Linked DNA regions of Homo sapiens: region 1 is linked to region 2. Evidence: chromatin contacts called from ENCODE Hi-C or POLR2A ChIA-PET data. All regions are on one chromosome and are shown on one strand. The core of a region is the stretch at or near the end of the contact, and the rest is flanking DNA. Distances in the headings are between cores, read along the strand shown.

Region 1 (3,226 bases), core at 683-3,182, 140 kb after region 2:
CCGTGGCCCAACCTCTGGAAGGGTGTAATGGGTGCCTAGCCCACACGTGTTTCCTTAGGCAAGTAGCCAGGGCATTTATTCGGGATTCCCCCAAGGGGTAGCTGGTGTTGTATAGACGTGGTGGTAGTTGTACGTGGGTGTAGCCAGACTGGCCCCTGTGCCGGTAAAGATGGACACCGTGCTCTCTTTACAGCCAAGCTTTACAGGCTGTGAATTCGCTCCTGAAGAATAAGAAGCATAACAAAATGTACAACACCTGTGAGAGCAGAAATAAGTGCTGGTTGAATGAAGGAATAGCTCTGGCTTTGGGAGCCAGGCAGCATTCTAGCCTGGTAGCTTGAACAAGCTGCTTAAGTACTTAAGCTTTCTGAGCCTTGGTCCCTCATCTGCCAAACAGAGGTGGCATTGCCTCAGTTACAGGGTCCTGACGTGATGACGTAAAAGTGCCCAGCTCATGGTAGGCACTCAACAAATGTTAATTCTCTTCCCTTAAGTAGCTCTGCTCAGTCCACTCTGCTTAGTCTCAGATTTTTTTTTTTTTTCCTGCAGATTTAGTCCAGGTCCAGAACACAGGATTGATTGTATTGTTTAGAATATCTTTTCTTTTCAGAGAAATAATGAGCTCTTGGCAACATTAAGTATTGATGGAAATGAATATTGCAATTTGGCAGCTGCTGATTGACACATGTTTGCTAAACAGCTACTCAAATTTCAGAAAGCTTGCCTAGAAGAAGAAGAAAAGTAAGATATCCCAAGAATATTTTTTACCTTCTTTGCCTAGGTATTTATTTGTAAAATCATTTTCTTTGGAAAGTTCCAGCTGAAACATGAGCTAGCTTTGGCTGAAGAGTTCAGGTGAGCCTACATAAAAGATTAAACTTCAGTAAATACAGAAGTGTTGAGGTTTTTTTGGAGCCTCTTTGCCTTGTAATTTTTTTTTTTTTTTTAAGAAAGAGCTGGTCTTTTGGTCACTGGGTCTTTTTTTATATCTGCAGGGAAGTCATAGTAACAGGCTCCGTGTCTGATTGGGTTCCATGGCAACAAAGGGTTGTGACTTTATTAAAGGAGAGTTGAGCATGCCAAGAAAGATAAAAATCAGAGTATGGAAAATGTCCGACCAGATGAATGTGTTTTTTGGATCACATGTGCCCTGGACTAGAAAGGTTTCCTGAGTCGACATCAGTCTCCATTACAGATTTGAATCGCACTGGGTTATCATTAAGGTCATAGGGATCAGTGCTTATTTTAAAAAAGAAATCCATCTACTTCTTTGCTTTTACCCATTCATTCTTCCTTTTTTAATGTCTCGGTATATTTACAAAAATCAAAACAGTGATGGTAAGTACCTAACAAGAGAGGATTCTGGCTTTTCAAGGGAGAAAAGAAATATAACATATTCTTTGTGGAACTGATTATAGCTGTATGTTGTGAGATCGTGTGGGAGGGCCAATTAGAGGCAATTATATCTCGATTGAACTCTCCCTGAATTAAAGCTTGCTGGATGCTTTCCAAGCTTGGGGGGTTTGGTTTCCCATCCATGTTTCTCTTTGATGGGTTTGGAGATCCTGGTTTCAGGCCATGGGTGTGGAGTACTCCTCTCTCCCAAAAGTAAGGAGCAGGCTGTTGCCATAACCAAAAGTGTGTGGTAATTAGAGGTCTTTTGCTGAAGGTACTAATATTTGACCAAGAAATGGTGTGATCCGAAAACTTTGAATTGTCCTGTGTTCCCGCTTCACCTGGTTGTTAACTGTGTGGGGCTGGGTTTACTTTTCTATGAAATGTACAATTGTATATTTCTCCTACTGATACTGAAAGTGAAAGAATTCCGAGGGCAGGTTGACGTTGGACACTTTACCATGTCAGTCATCCTTTAAACCAGTGGTGCGTTCTGACATGCCCCTGGGTTCAGGCTTTATTAATCACTTGGGGCCTCTTCCTGGTGAATCAGAAACTGCACAGATACTGGGGCTCTCATGATTACACATAATATAACAAGCAGTATTGGTCTAAGAGGGAAGAATTAGCTCACCAGGTTTCACAGCTCCCAGCTATCATTAATCAGCTATAAGTCCTTGGTGAAATCACTTAAACTTCTTGGGCCTTGATTTCCTTATCTTAAAATGAGTTTGACCTAAATTGGTGTTTCCTAACTTTCCTGTTTAGATAAAGAACCTGGGGTACTGCAGAACCTCCAGTAGAGATTTCCTGATTCACTGGTCTGGGGAGTGGGAAAGATCACTGGGGCTCCATCCACTCTTAACAATTTGGTGTTCGGGATATACTGATCTAGCTCAATAGTTTCAAACTACTTGGACATAAGAATGGGGTGGAGGTGGGAGGTAGAAAGGCGGCTGTCAGATGCACAGTCCAGGTTCTGTCCCTGAGATTGCCTGAAGCTGTAGCTTGAGAAACACCAGCCCCAAAGGCTCTTCCACATACTGGTCCTCACTTCCTCGAAGGAGCCAGAAGAGCTGTGTCAACTGAGAGAGCCTGGTGGGTTTGCTTACCCGCAGTGTTAACTCTAAACCCCATATCAGTGTTTGAGAAAGTTACTTATTTTAAAATCTTAGAGTACTGCAATAGTTTGTTCATAGAATTCTCTGTGCTGTGTTTCTTTTGGATAACACAGCGTTTTCTAAGCATGGTTACTTTAGGTGTGCACGAGGCAATGCCAGCCACATCCAAATTACCTGTGGAGCTTGTTAAAAAATATACAGAAGATTCAATGTGTCCTTCATAGGGCCTGGGCATCAATCTTGCTTAAGACCTGAAGGATTTTGTGTTCTTTTTAAGGTTTAGGGCAAAACCTTACAAACTGACCCTACCCTAATTTCCTCAGTGAAATCGACTTTAAGTATAAACACGCATGTTTAGCACAAGGGGAATGGTTTACATTGAGCCACTTAGATTGTAGAAGAGTCAGCAACACATAAAGTGCCTTAGAGAAAAATACCCTGACCTGGTTAATGATTAAACCATTAACTGCTAAAGCAGACCCATTCTAATGTATATCTGGTCTATACAGTTTCTATTTGTGCCTAGTTTTTCTAGTTCGTGTTTAGCAAAGATTAAGTGATATTGTTTAATGAAGTGTTTAGTAGCTCTAAATGATAAAGGTTCACATTTTTTTCTATTAAGTAGCTTAAGTGTGAATTCATTTGAAAAAAAAAAAATTCCACAGGCCCTGCACAGTAGCTCATGCCTGTAATCCCAGCACTTTGGGAGG
Region 2 (3,503 bases), core at 297-2,796:
TCTCTCTCTCTCTCTCTCCGTCTCTCTCTCTCTCTCTCTCTCTCTGTCTCTCTCTCTCTCAACAGAGTCTTGCTCTGTTGCCCAGGCTGGTGTACAGTGGTGGGATCTCATCTCACTGCAACCTCCACCTCCCGGGTTCAAGAGATTCTCCTGCCTTAGGCTCCCAAGTAGCTGGGATTACAGGGACCTGCCACCACACCCCGCTAATTTTTTTTGTATTTTTAGTAGATACAGGGTTCCACCATGTTGGCCAGACTGGTTTTGAACTCCTGACCTCAAGTGACCCACCCACCTTGTACAAATACATACATATTATAGGAAGAATTAGAAAACAGATAAGCACAAAGGGAGTTGGGGGGTGGGGGTTGGAATTGTATAATCCCACCATCTGTAGATAATCACTGCTGAAGTTCAGGCATACACAGCCTTTGTGGTAAACTGACCTAAGCCAGTTTAGTGGTTCACAGCTAATAGGTTATGTATGGTTGATACCAGGAGCCTCCAGTGATGACAGATCTCTACTCCACAACCTCTGTAAGGGTGAAAGGAGAAAGCAAGAGCAGTTCTCAAACCAATCCTGCTACGGGGACAAACATGCATGACCAAGCAGGCACACAGCCTGTGCTGTAAACTGCGCTGGAGAGGCCCAAGCTCCCAGCTTTCAGCCGCTTAGACAAACACCTTGCATGAAAGGCTCTCCTGTGGCCTGTGCAGCAGCAGTGTTGTAGCCATAGCATTGAGCTAACTTTACTTAGAGTCACGCAGGCCACAGAATCCTCCATAACGTAAGACTGGAGGGATGGAGGCTGCTGGCGTTGCTGAATTCTCACACCCTGGTCATAAGAAGGCGGAGTGGCCTGTACAGCATTTCCAGCTGATCCATATACAGCAAGTCCTCAAATGATGTCATTTCAATCGGTGTCATTTCATGATCACCTTGATGAGAAAGTCTGTTCCTGGCTGGGGCCCCTGTCTGTGTGGAGTTTGCACATCCTCCCACATCTGCATGGGTTTTCTCCAGGTCTCCCAATTTCCTCCTACATCGCAGAGATGTACATGTTTGGTTAACTGGCATGTGGTCCCAGCCTGAGTGAGAGAGAGAGAGCGTGTGTGTGTGTGTGTGTGTGGCAGGGGTGTGTGTGGTGGGGGTGTGGGTCTGAGTGCACCCTGCTAGGGGATGTATCCTGTCCAGGATGGGTCCCAATGTTGCAGCCTCAGCTGCCGGGACAGGCTCCAGCTACCCTTGACCCTGAAACAGGAATAACTGGGCAAATAATTATCTTCCTTGTGTTTATTAACCTTACTTAAATGTATGTATAGCTCACATGTATTTCAGTGTTTAATATTATAAATGTTTTGGTTTTTATTTAGAAGTTTTGTGATTTTTTTTGTGATCAGAAATATGCCATAAGAACTTAGCTCTTGTTGATCTCAATTAGCCTGTGGCAAAATCAGTTTCACTATATGTTGTTTCACTGAAAGTTGCAGTTTCCTGTTGATGACATGAAGTGAGCCCTTACTGCACTGTCGTGCATTGCTTAACAACAGGGATATGGTCTGAGAAATGTATCGTTAGTCAATTTTGTCATTGTGTAAACATCATAGTGTACTTATACAAACCTAGATGGCATAGCCTACTACACACCTACACTATATGCTGTAGCCTGTTGCTCCTAGGCTAAAAACCAATACAAAGTGTTACCATACTGAATAGGCAGTTGTAACATGGTGGTATTTGTGTATTTACACATATCTAAACAGAAAAGGTACAGTAAAAACACAGTGGGTTATAAAAGATTAAAAATGGCACACCTGTATAGGGCATTTACCATGAAGGGAGTTTATAGGACTGGAAGTTGCCCTGGGTGAATCAGTGAGTGGTAAGTGAATGTGACCACTCACACAAGTGTAAACTTTAAACGCTGTATACTAAGACTACACTATATTCATTTAAAATTTTTTCTTTAATAATAAACCTTAACTTACTGTAACTTTAAAAATAAATTTTAAGAAACTTTTGACACGTTCATAATAACACTTAGGACACAAATATATTGGATAGCTATACAAAAAATAGTTTCTTTATATCCTTATTCTGTAAGCTTTTTTCTATTATTTATATTTTTACTGTTTCAATTTTTTGTTATAAACTAAGACACGAACACACACATTAGCCTTGGCCTACACGGGGTCAGGATCATCAGTTTCACTGTCTTCCACCTCCACGTCTTGTCCCACTGGGAGGTCTTCAGGGGCAATAACACATTTGAAGCTGTCATTTCCTATGATAACAATGCCTTCTTCTGGAATATCTCCTGAAGGACCTGCCTGAAGCTGTTTTACAGTTAACCTCTTTTTTTCATAAGTAGAAGGAGTACACTCTAAAATAACAATAAAAAGTATAGCATAGTAAATACATACACTGGTAACATAGTTGTTTTATTATCAGGTATTATGTACTGTACATAGCTGTATGTGCTACACTTTACACAAATGGAAGAGTAGTAGGTTGGTTTCCACCAGCAACACCACAAACACATGAGTAATGTATTACGCTGCAGCATTATGACGGCTGTGAGTCACTAGAGGAGGATGGGAATTTGTCAGCTCCATTATAATCTTAAGGAGCCACCATTGTTTCTACACAGTCCATTGACTGAAACGTAGTTAAGCAGTGCATAACTGTATTTTGAACACCTATTTTCATCCAAAATAATTTCTAATATCCACTATGCTTATTAACAAACCGTCTGATGTTTATTAAAGATAAAGGCAGCCGAAGCCTTATAATAGCCAATTTTTTTGGAAATACCAATTTTTTGTTAAAGTCTTTCAAATGCTAAGCAACTGCCCCTAGAGTATAAATTAAGACTCATACACCTATATACCATACTGTTTGTGCTGGAGTATTTTAAAGAGAATTAGAGACACTTTTTCGATTTATATGTGTGTGTAGGTGTGTATAAATTGCTTAACACATTTTAATTTATGGTCATTGTGTATGTATTAACAAAAGTGACATCACATGCTATATAATATATAGTTTCATAACCTACCTTTTTCTTTAATAACATAAATATATTTCTAAATCAAAATAACTGTGTTATCAGTTTTAATGACTGCATACTATTCCATTTTATAACATAATTTACTCACAGCTCATTATGAATGGACATTTGTGGTTTTAGTAGCTTTTATTATTATAGGCATCACTAGAAAGATTGTCTTGTACATATTTCTTTGTGTCCATGTTTATTAGGACGCATTCCTAGAAGCAGAATTGCTGAATCATAGGGTCTGCATGTTAGACAAATGTTTTAAATAAGATTTCAAATTACTTTGAAAGAATGTTGCAATCTATACTCCTACCAGCATCTGCTTTCTTAGATACTCTCCCACACTGGAAAGAATTTCAAACTTTTTTGCCCATTTGATAGGTAAAAAAAACGATAACTCATGTTACTCTCACAAGTGAGGTTAGACTTTAAAAAAAGTTTGCAGTC

What was found. A loop is a pair of places that touch in the nucleus more often than their neighbours do. ChIA-PET counts read pairs that join two places held with the same protein, here RNA polymerase II (POLR2A). Pooled maps may share reads with other maps.
Region 1: a map of PC-9 shows a loop between it and region 2 (4-fold over the local background). The contact joins two enhancer-like sites. A Hi-C loop is called at or near these places in 5 of 168 maps with a recorded cell type or tissue (Calu3, PC-9, mammary epithelial cell and 1 more), 12 of 37 single-sample maps with no recorded cell type and 12 of 50 pooled maps. POLR2A ChIA-PET finds 5 or more read pairs at or near these places in 3 of 52 experiments (GM12878, MCF 10A and activated CD4-positive, alpha-beta T cell).

The regions. Positions count from the first base shown.
Region 1 is chr12:94,620,542-94,623,767 of GRCh38, reverse strand. The region is part of intron 1 of TMCC3 (transmembrane and coiled-coil domain family 3); the gene reads left to right. Among named protein-coding and RNA genes, the nearest start is that of TMCC3, 28 kb to the left of the region's middle. RefSeq lists enhancers at 1,726-2,045, 2,386-2,505. Within about 2 kb of position 1,932, at least 13 of the 41 ENCODE cell types and tissues checked have a DNase peak (open chromatin) inside an H3K27ac peak, as active enhancers do; they include GM12878, PC-9 and mammary epithelial cell, where a contact is called at or near this core.
Region 2 is chr12:94,760,799-94,764,301 of GRCh38, reverse strand. No RefSeq gene overlaps it. Among named protein-coding and RNA genes, the nearest start is that of MIR492, 72 kb to the left of the region's middle. RefSeq lists an enhancer at 1,354-1,413 and a silencer at 1,734-1,783. Within about 2 kb of position 1,546, at least 7 of the 41 ENCODE cell types and tissues checked have a DNase peak (open chromatin) inside an H3K27ac peak, as active enhancers do; they include GM12878, PC-9 and mammary epithelial cell, where a contact is called at or near this core.